2 separate regions of the Homo sapiens genome follow, and region 1 is linked to region 2. The links are chromatin contacts, found by Hi-C or POLR2A ChIA-PET in ENCODE. All regions are on one chromosome and are shown on one strand. Each heading gives the region's core, a stretch centred on a gene start or an enhancer-like site at or near the end of the contact. The rest is flanking DNA. Distances are from core to core; before and after follow the strand shown. Region 1 holds the start of LYPD6B (LY6/PLAUR domain containing 6B). Region 2 holds the start of ORC4 (origin recognition complex subunit 4).

The links. A loop is a pair of places that touch in the nucleus more often than their neighbours do. ChIA-PET counts read pairs that join two places held with the same protein, here RNA polymerase II (POLR2A). Pooled maps may share reads with other maps.
Region 1: a loop to region 2 is called in a pooled map, with 2.4 times the contacts of the local background. The contact joins the promoter of LYPD6B here to the promoter of ORC4 in region 2. A Hi-C loop is called at or near these places in 1 of 168 maps with a recorded cell type or tissue (B cell), 6 of 37 single-sample maps with no recorded cell type and 4 of 50 pooled maps. POLR2A ChIA-PET finds 5 or more read pairs at or near these places in 1 of 52 experiments (activated B cell).

Annotation. Positions count from the first base shown.
Region 1 is chr2:149,036,946-149,042,439 of GRCh38, reverse strand. It overlaps LYPD6B (LY6/PLAUR domain containing 6B), which reads right to left and starts at 3,741. Exons shown (of 7, transcript NM_177964.5): 1 at 3,639-3,741. RefSeq lists enhancers at 3,249-3,308, 3,349-3,398, 4,612-4,671 and silencers at 3,479-3,638, 3,649-3,988.
Region 2 is chr2:148,019,109-148,024,491 of GRCh38, reverse strand. It overlaps ORC4 (origin recognition complex subunit 4), which reads left to right and starts at 3,755. Exons shown (of 14, transcript NM_181741.4): 1 at 3,755-3,859. It overlaps MBD5 (methyl-CpG binding domain protein 5), which reads right to left and starts at 3,401. Exons shown (of 14, transcript NM_001378120.1): 1 at 2,808-3,401. RefSeq lists enhancers at 3,234-3,333, 3,513-4,110 and a silencer at 3,684-3,843.

The DNA of each region.
Region 1 (5,494 bases), core at 2,492-4,991, 1.0 Mb before region 2:
TTTTGCCAATTTCTTTGCTAACTAGATATTGAGGATAGAGGATCATGAGAAGCGGCATCCTTGGTTGCCCAATCTGATTCCAAAAGTCCAGCACCAATGTCCACCAATGTCTACCATATAAAGCAGAAACAAAGTGCAGCACTCACTTCACATTTCAGATGAAAATAGGATACATGATTTCAAAGCAGTTCATGGTAGAGGCTGGTTTCCTACTAAATGCAACTACCAAAGTTATCGCTCTTTGGACTTAGCATCAGGAGAATTGTTTACTAGTCCAGGATCTACCATTAATTGCATCTTCACCAAGTCCCAGCCTGTTAGTTTGAAGACAGTTAACAATACTGAAACAAAGTCATGATTTAGAGCAACTAAGTGTTCTCAAGAGAGGGACAGGGAGTTTCCGGGGAAGGTAGGCAGTGGGTGCCCAGCAAAATCATATGTGAGGCTTTTCAAACTACACAGGGTTTGAAACTCTTCTGAAACTCCTCCACCCCAATCCACCCCTTGAGAATTGCCACCATAGAGTGAGCCACTGTTGCTATTACTATTGGGAGTATGGAAAACTCAGAGAAGCTTTTCCAGGTTTCAGGTGTAAGCTTGTTGAGGAATTGGACCAAGATTTACTATGCTTCTTAGTGACATCCATGGAATCTAATACAGGGTAGTCCTGTCTTTACTTACTTTTCCAACCTCAGCTCCTTTCCTCCCCTCAGCCACACCCTAGGCATCTCCCATGGTATTGGACTTCTGATTACCAATCTGTGCCAGACCTTGCATCACCTGTCCCCACCTCTGGGAGACACAGTTTGTTGCCTACCTAACAGCCCAACAGGCAGTCTCACTTTCCTCCTTGCTAACAGAATTCTGATTGTGTTCAGACATGGAGCATGGATGCTCAGGTAGGTGAGCCCCTCCTACAGCTCCGGAAAATAGCTTGGGCAAAACAATCATGGGCCCCTCTTCTCCTTTGCCAATGACTGGTTTCAGGGTAAGCGTTAGACCACTTTGGCCAGTGACGCGGGGAACTTCGGGGAAAATTTGTCCTTTATTATCTAGAGAAAGATTAAGCAGCAAGCCCCGGCCTTCTTTTTTCTGCTTTGGATGTTGTCATGTGAAGGCATGATGGAGCTCTAGTCACCCTGGAAAAAGAAGATAATTTTCTAGAAGCCACCAAAGAGCTGTGGCCACTTCGAACGACCTACCTTCAGATGTTCTAAGCAAGAAAGTAGAGTAACCTAAACATATTACAACAAAAAGTGTCCCTCTGGAATCCTACCACATGGCCTAGAATTTTTCTCCTAGACCAGCCCTTCTCATTTTCTTTTTTTTTTTTTTTTTTTTGAGACGGAGTCTTGCTCTGCTGCCCAGGCTGGAGCTCATTTTCAATTCAAAGCTCAACTACAGTTTCTTTGGGGAGTCTTCACTACGTCCCCAGACAGATGAGTCCTAGACGATGTTATCCTCATATCTGTCTTTCCAACTAGACTGTGAGCTTCTCAAAAGCAAGCATTTTCGCCCTTGGCAGAGGCCCTGGCATATGTTGAGCATTTATTATATGTCGAATGAATGAATAAACAAAAAACAATGAATGAAAAGATGGACACACAGGATGCCCTCCATGCATTAGATGAAGACTTGACTGATGGAATACGGCCCTCAGGCTGTCTACATTCTACTGCAGACTACCTTTAGGCGCTGGTGAGCAAAGACAGAGATAGTAAAATGAACATGTCCTGTTTTGTCAGACTTCTCATTGGGAATTGCGCCCCCTACCGACATGCCTTGCAGCAGAGGTGGGCCAGTCTATCAATCACAGTCGGTCATGTGCCCATTCCTGTTGTGTAAACCTCTCCCTGTCTGCTGAGATGGCTTGGTTCTGTTTTGGTCCAGTATGTCAATAAGATTGCTATAAGGGGCCGGGTGCAGTGGCTCACTCCTATAATCCCAGCACTTTGGGAGGCCAAGACGGGCAGATCACTTGAGGTTAGGAGTTCGAGACCAGCCTGGCCAACATGGTGAAACCTCATCTCCACTAAAAATACAAAAATTAGTCCCACGTGGTGGCCGGCGCCTGTAACTCCAGCTACTTGGGAGGCTGAGGCAGGATAATCGCTTGGACCTGGGAGGTGGAGGTTGCATGCAGTGAGCCGAGATCACACCACTGCACTCCAGCCTGGGTGACAGAGTGAGAGTCTGTCTCAAAAGAAAAAAAAAAAAAGAGAGAGAGAGAGAGAGACAGAGAGAGACTGCTATACGGATAGAGAAGATGGGATTCTCTCTCTCCCTCTTTGTCTCTGTCTCTCTCTCTGAAGGAGCAGATAAGCCTGAAGGTGCAAGTCCTATTTATCGTCCATACTAAGAACCAGTAAACACAGAGAGAAAAACAGCTAAGATATACAAGAGAGAGAACTAGCCCTGGAACCTTGTATGAGCCTCTGGAACTAGCTATAGCTTTAAACTGAAACCCTCGACCTTTTCATTTATGTGACCCAATCAATTTCTACATAGTATAAGGCAATTTTCAAGTGACCAAAACCCAACCCAAAGAAAACAATTCTGACAAATACGATGGGTAATGATGAGGGCAGTCTGACAACACCCCCTCCATCTGCAGGGCCCGTGCACTGGCAGCCCTAATCTTGGCCTCTGTGATGCTGTCAGCAAGTAAGGCATCCTGGAGGAAGCCTAACCATGAACAAGTCAGGGTGGGAAAGAATGCCCCCACCCCACAACACACACATCACCACATCAACACAAAGGGGGAAAAATCAAGCAGTATGCTATGTACTCCATGAACATCATATAACCTAAGTCTGTTGTAATGATTATAATATTAATAATACCTATTTTACTTTAAGGGAACTGAGGCTCAGAGCAGTTCAGTAACTTGCCCAAGGTCACACAGCTAGTTACTGGAATTTAAATAGCATTCTAGACTTTTCCCACTCTCTGATCCCCTGGCCTTGGGAGGTGGACAGCACCCCTCCACCCACCAGCTCCCCCCAAACGCCACAGGGCATACAGACCTGAAGCCTCACAACCCAAGCCCCCTGGAGTCAGAGCAGCCTCCAGACCCGGCTTTTGAGAAGCCCCAGGTAACTAACCAATGTGTAAGGTAGGTTATTCAACAACAAAAGTAAAGAGCCGGGGCAAGGGAAGCGGCGGCACCCAAGCTGGTCGCGCGTGAAGCGCTGCAGGGGGAAACACTGGAGCTGGCACGCTCGCTCTTGGCCCCACGATCGGCCTTGAACCCCAGCCCCAGCTCCGCGCTCTCTCCAGCAGTTTGACCCCCAGTATCTCCTCTCCCCTCGGCTCTGCCGAAGTCACTGGCCCCGCAGGGCTCTGGACGATTAGAGACCCACACCGCTCCAGCCTTGCCCCGGCCCCCTGCTCCCGTCCCGTCCAGATGTTGGCAGCTGCTCGCCTCGAGGCAGCGACCAGACCCCGACCCCGCCACTGCGCCGCGGCCCCGCGGCCCCGCGGCCCCGCGGCCCCGCGAGCTCCTGGCTGCCCCAGCGCGCCCAGAAGGGGCGCAGCGCATCTCCCGCCGCAGTCGCGCGGCCCCGCACTCGCTCCGGCGCGGGGTGAGCCGTCCCGAACCCACCACCGCCCCCGCCTGCTGCGCTGGCCCAGCTCACCTCGCCGCCCGCGCCCACCGAGCCTCTCGGCGCCCTCACCCGGCTCCCGGCCCAGGCTCCCAGCGCACCCGCCTGGGGCCGGCGTTGGCTGCTACCGCGCGGGGCGGGGCGCGGCTCCTCCCTGCCCTGAACCACCTGGGGCGCGGGAGGGGGCCGGGCCGGGACAGGTGAGCCTCGCCCGCGAGGGAGCAGCCCCGGGCCCGGCTCCGCTGGGAAACCGCAGGGCTCCACCACGAGGTTGAAAGGAGGCCCAGGCGGGCGGCAGTGTGGTAGTGGCCAGCGCTGGGGAGGCGGCAAGGAGCCTGTTCCCACCCAGCCAGCCCGGCTCAGGAAGTGAAAGAAGCACGGGATTCGGACCCCACCCAGCTTAAAGAGGGGAGGGTCCAACCCCTTTCTTCCTAGAAAACCAATGTAGAAACGAGGAGTGCAGACCCTCGGGAGTGAAAATGATTGGGCCAAGGGTGCAGGTGAGTTAGTTCAGGATTGGAAGAACTCTGAAAGACCTTTTTTGACCATTCCATCCAACCCCGTCCCCACCTTGCCCACCCGTCAAGTGATTCCCTCCCCCTTTTTAAATAATGACATTAAGCTATAAATAAGATAATTTCATATAGTGACGTCCTCCCCACCCCTGGACGGTAAGCCCCAGGAGAGGCAGGAACCTTACCCGTCCACTACTGAATCACCAGAGCTTTGAAAACTCAGGGCATTTAATACCTGATGAACAGACTAGGTGGCGCCCAGTCTTTTGCGTCCAGCGTTAGACTGGTCCCCTCGGCCCAGAGCTGCTCCAGCATCATTCCAAGCTTACTAGGGAGAATCCAGAGGCAAGCTGTTAGATTCCGGGCCACCTGTCCTCTCTCTACTGCTTACTCCCCACCCACTGCCAGCCAGGCAGCTGGGATGTGGGAGGTCTACACTCCCAGGGCACCTTATAGTGGTCAAGCAAATCTTTAACTTCTGAAGATGCCACAGACAGGAGAACTCTGAAATAAAACACTGTCCGGCCAGCCTTGCACTGTGGAAACACAGCTCAGAGTATGGGCCACTGACCCAAGATTCCATGGCTGGTAGCAAAGCTGATCCTGGGTCTGCATTTCTAAAGACAGTTGGCTGGTCTGGGGCCTTTGAGGGGCTGCTGGTTATGCCTGCAGTGGGGAAACCTGGGTACAGAACTTCTGCAGAAGTGGGGTCTGGGTTTGGTCCTCTGCTGAGACTTCTAATCTGTCTTTCCAGACCTCTGAGGTCAAGCATCTCCTGAGCCAGCTTGCATTTATTGAGGCCCCTGACAACCGCAAAAACAAAAACAATGGTATTTTTAGGTGTTCCATTTAACAAATGGCCTTCACTCACACACACACACACACACACACACACACACACACACACACACGAGGTAATGTGTCATGCTGCTCCTCACATGTTAATTTCAAGACTCGTTAAAAAAATCCATTCCGTGAAAAAATTCATTTCACTGCAGAAAGCACTGTACAACTTTAAAGTTGTATGGAGAACATTCCTTCTTATGACTATTTCAGTACACTTCCGTGACTATATATTAAACCTCCAAGGCCAAAATGGGAGGATCTCTATTAAGGTGAGGTCAGGGCCAAGAAGACTGCTCCACCCCTCCACTGACAACAAGCCCAACACTCTTAAGGTCTAGACACCCCACCCCTTCAGTGGGTTCTGCACATATGGGTATTTCAGATCTGGTGTTACCTGGCTGGCTACGTCACACTGGGCAAGGCCAACCTAGAAAAGGTTATATGGGATGCCCCACCTAGGTGTGCCCTACCTCAGTTGCTACTCCCTCTATGGTGGCAGGGAATCTGGTGTCCCAGGGTGGAGCTGTG
Region 2 (5,383 bases), core at 2,506-5,005:
CCAGATATTGTGCCAAGAGTAGAAGGATGTGTTAACAAAACAAAAATGTTTGTTTTTAGGCAGTTCATAGGGCAAGACTCACAAGTAAGCATTTATAAGAGAATATGCATTCCATTTATTCTTATAAGTATGGGCCCTTAATACAACAGTAAGTATATTTACTGATTAATTGTAAGTGCAGGAGGAAAATAAGTATTAGAGAAAGCTGAAATTATTTTCAAAATAGTAATAACCTACAATAAGTGCAATTAGTACTTTAAAAAATTAACAAATTACTAAATTTAAGTAGACAAAATAATAGCTTTAAAGCCATTTACCTTAATATTCTTACAATAACATGCTCCCATATGAAACCCTCAAGTGGTATACCCAGAACTGTACATAATAGTTTCATTTCTGACAAAGGAAATGAGGTAGTGCAGCATAGTGAGCATCAGGAGACCTGAGTTCCCTGGTCCCTGCTCTGTCACTTCCAGGCCTTGGAACCTCAGGCAAGTTCAAGTTCTTAGAACTTCAGCAATAGGTAGAGTTGGATAAAGTGACCTCCAAGATACCACCCAGTTGAACAATTACAATCCTAAAGTATCAATGGTTCTTAATACTTAAAAAGGTTTTCTAAACATAAATCATTATCCAACTTAGATAAAGTCTGCAATCTTCTAACCATAAAGGATCATGGGGGTGAGGGTGAGGGGTGTGATAAAAAAATGTTTAAAAAAAAAAAAGAAACAAAATAAGGAAAGACATTAAACTCAAGACTAAATTTTTACTCAGCTGCCTACTGGGCAACTACCACCCCAATTATCTACATAATTCCCTTACCTAAAATTAATTTCTTCAGTAAGTTCTACTGTCTCTCTCTTACCTTTAAAGTTGCTGAGGTTTTAAGGTGAGAACAAGAAACCTTACAAGGACTTGGAATGGCAGTATTGATGTTGGGAGAAAAACTTGAACTTGGCACAGATTTCTGCTTAAGTGCACTAATTACATCTCAGAGAAAGGTAAAAAATTGTTCAAATTTATAACAGAAGGGAAATAAGATCATATTGTTTACTGCTATAAAGCTTTTTTATTTCGGTATGTAAATGTCTACTTTTGCACACAGTTGATAATTAAAATTTTACAGAACAAGTTTCTACATATGCAATGCTTCACTGTCACTAAAATATATGTTTTAGCTTTAACCATCAAGAAAATAAAAAATTAGAAGTATTATCATGTCTTTATAATATTTTTGCCAAATATCCTTCTAGATTTATATTTCTTCAATCCTTTCTAGTTGATCAAATTGCTGTTTTCATATTGCCAGTCTGATCACAAAATTGCTGCTTTACAGAAGAATATTTTTTGCTGACATAAATTATGGGATCAGAGATACCAATGCAGTTACAAAAAAAAAAAAAAGGGTGTGAGGGAGAGAGAGCGAGCGAAAGAGAGTGTGTGTATATGCATGTGTGCATCCATCTTCAAGGAAAGAATAAAGAAATGTATATATGAAACAAAATAACACTTTCCAATATAAGCCCTAGTAAAAGGCCTACATCAGAAACATACTTTCTAACATTTGTGAAATAAAATACAGCACTGAATTTTAAAGCTATGCACTAAGAACACATTATACAAAAATGAAGTGATTTTTATCAATATTGTTATTCCATAAACTTAAATCTGGATTTACCTTTCAATTTATAGCTAACTGAAATTAATATACTAACTATAAGTTCATGATTTCTTTGACTCATGAAAACATATTTTAGAAATTTGTGTACTTTTACATACAGTGGGCAATTTGGTTCAGAACCCCAAGAGAAATTGAGATGAAAAACTCATCTCAATTTACAACAGTAAATAAATAATTCAGCTAAAACTGAAAGTGGTACCAATCCAGCAAACTATTGATGGAGAGGTTTGGCCTTCCATGCAGCCAGAACAACATAAAGTTTTCAATGGGGATTACTTGTTCAGACAAGTTACAAAGATTACAAATATACCCAGATTAATTATAAAATAGCTAATATTCTCATCATATGGAAAATAAGTATCAGGAACGTATGTGGGAACAGACAATAGCAGTGGCATTTAAACTTTAAGCATTTTAGAGCTTTGGACTTTATATACTGATATATGAAACAGACATTTAACCAAAAAAAAAGCAATAATGCAAGTCAAAACCTAACCAAAGGCCTCTACCAACTAAAAATTTGAAATTTTCCATGGAAGTCAGACAAAACGAAAAAATGGAAAATGAAACCCTTAAAGCAAAAACCAATCAAGTCTTCCAACACTGAAGTCAATATCCAAATCTCATACAGGACCAAAAAGGGGAAAACACTCAGGTCTACAAATGGATAAGCAGTTCCAATACAATCCAGATCCCGACATTTTCCCACTCAGAAACAAATGCAGTGGAGCTTTTCCTGGAGAAAAAGAGCTCTCCAATGAATTTTTTTTAAGTGACATCTAGAAAGTGTGCCTCTTTCTGTCTCTTTCCCTGGCGCCTCATTGGAGGAAGGAGGGGGTTGTTTTTGTATTCTCCCCCACTGGAGCAAGACACAATCAGATGTTAGATGGAGGAGAGAAACCACTTTTGACAACAGCAAATAAAAATAAAAGTGCCCTTCCTCCCCTGACAGGATGGGCACCCCACCTCACACACCCCTCCCTACTCCAACCCCTCCTTCACCCCCCCCAGCACCACCCCCTCCTCACCCCGGAGCTCCACTGCGTATGTGGTTTGGTGCTACTGTTGCCCCGGAGTGAAAGTCAGAGCCAGAGGAAGGCAATGAAGCCCCCACAGACACACTTACCTTTCCTGCCCCCCACTTTTGAGTGCCTTCCCTGGAGCTGTGGAGGATGACACAAAGGGTAATAAAGGGGGGGAGTGGAGGAGGAGGAGGCGAAGGAGGAGGAGGAGAGCTGGGGAAGTGGCTGCTCCTGGGTGTAGTGAGATGTCTCCAGCCAGGGCCAAGCAGCAGCAGTAGCAGCAGCAGCAGTAGCAGCAGCAGCAGCAACAGCAGCAGCAGCAGCAACAGCAGCAGCAAAGGGTCTGTGTTGCTAAGAGGCTTTTGGTTTCTTTCTCTCCTCCTCTCACGGCCAAAGAGGAGGAGGGTGGAGGGAGGGAGGCGAGTTGGAGGGGTGAGGGGGTAGGAGTCGTGGATGGGGGTTTTCGAAGAAGAAGAAACTCCTTCTCCTCTCTCAGGCTCAATCCCCCTCTCAGGGCTCAGGGCTGGAGGGTGGGGGAAGGAACTCAGCCGCCTTCCCCCCACCCCCCTGAATTCAAGGTTGAAGTGGGGTAGAATTAGTGTCCTGTCCCTTTAAAAATAGAAATAAAAGGTGCCCCCCCTCTGCCACTGCCTCTCTCTTCATCATCAGCTGCTGCTGCTGCTGGGGTCTCTCTGCTTGGGGGGGAGGGGGGGTTCGGGTAGAAGAGACGGGAGGCACTCACTGCGCATGTCCCTCTCTGACGGGTGGCTGGTTGGTTGAAGGCAGGAGGAGGGGGAGGGGAGGAAATGAGCTATTTTCCCAGAAGGCGTCGAGGCGCTAGCGACCCGGAAGACATTGTAGCGGGAGGTACAGGAGCGGGGGCGGGGAGGAGGAGGAAGTCGCTACGCTTTTAACACCCCCAGCTCCCTCCTCCTTCCTAAGGGAAAGTGGAGGAACGGAAGTGGGCGTGGACGGAGACGAAAGGAGGTCACGTGTTTGGGCGGGAGAGGGGCGGGGTGGGAGAGGTAGTGCGTGCGCGGGGCATGCCGGGAGTGGTTGTGTACGGTCCGCAGCGGCAGGTGAAGTCTAGCAGAGGACGCGGCCAGGCGATTCGGTGAAGCGATTCCTGCAGGCGTTGGTTCCCCTCTTTGACCTGGTAAATGCAGGCTTTTATGCGAGAGGTAATGGTGGGGGTAAACTTGCTGCAAACGAAGGCCAGGGGCGTCGGTGGCGCAAGGTGAATCGAAAGTGGGAGGATGGAAGGCTGTGGAGATTGGGAATTGGGAAGGGGGCAGGCTTGTATAGGCCGGGAAGGCCAGGACCAGGCGAGCTCCGTCTTGTGGCCACTCCCGCCCCGTGAGCTTGCCGAGGAATCCTTGACAAGTGCAGGGATCCTGAGTCTACCTCTGCATCGGGGTAGTAGGTGAGGAGCGTGACGGTCCGAGTGTAAGAGAGAAGGGAACTGTGAAGCCTCAGCAATTGACCCTCATGACTGCAGGACGGAGGACTTCTATCTAGGGACAGAGACAAGTCCTCTGTATGCATTTTGACCAGATGCATCACACGCGTTGCTCATATTGGATATTGCGCCCTTCATGCCTTACCTCTCAACCCTCCCTGGTATTCTGGAGTGGCTTTGGGGAAGGAGCAGGCAGGGAAGTCTTGAGTGGAGCTTCCCTCCATGTCTTGCGTTGTTGCTACAACACAAAGCCTTTGCTTTTTCTCGGAGAGGGATGTGGGATTGTGTAGTCCTTAATGTTGAGTTCTACGATTGATGAAGGAGAAGGGACGTGATCAAAGTTTCCCCTTATAGTGTAGATGAGAGTTTTAAAAGGACTGTTTTGTCAAGTTTCTTTGGTTACTATTCTTAGTTTTTGAGCCTTTGGTTTCCCAAATGCCAGCTGTTTTTGCTGAAAATAATGAATTTCTATCATAAAATTAGAATTAACTCAAAATATTTAAGAAAGGATTTATAAATTTACATTAGTAAAGCTTTTATAGTGAAACAGTGCTGGTTCTTTTTCATTGTTTTCATACAATCAATATAAAGCATCACAGTCTCAATATGTTTTGTAAAGATATTTTGAAGGAATATCATCTTTGTATGTTTTTTAAAAACCAAGAATCTAAAATTCTTCGTATTTATTATGTTGGTACTTAATTCTGTTGGGTGGGTTCTTTTTGTTTGTTTTTTGTTTTGAGACGGAGTCTCGCTCTGTCTCCCAGACGAGTGCAGTGGCGCGATCTCGGCTCACTGCAACCTCTGTCTCCTGGGTTCAAGCAGTTCTCCTGCCTCACCCTCCCGAGTAGCTGAAACTACAGGCATGTGCCACCACGCCTGGCTAATTTTTTTGTGTTTTCAGTAGGGACGGGGTTTCACCATGTTGGTCAGGCTGGTCTCGATCTCTTGACCTCAAATGATCCTCCCGCCTCGGCCTCCCAAAGTGCTGGGATTACAGGCGTGAGCCACCGCGCCCGGCCGGTGTAGGTTCTTTAGGTGTACACTATCAGTTAAAGTTACTAATTTTCCACGTTTTGCTTTCTGTAAGTTTGGGCAGTGGACCCCGTTTATGCATCATTGCTTAGCCCTTAGTATCTTCTGTATTGTGTACGGTAATCATGTCCGATGGAATCAAAACTAGACTCCTGTGCTTTAAAATTTTCTTTGTAGTGTAACCAA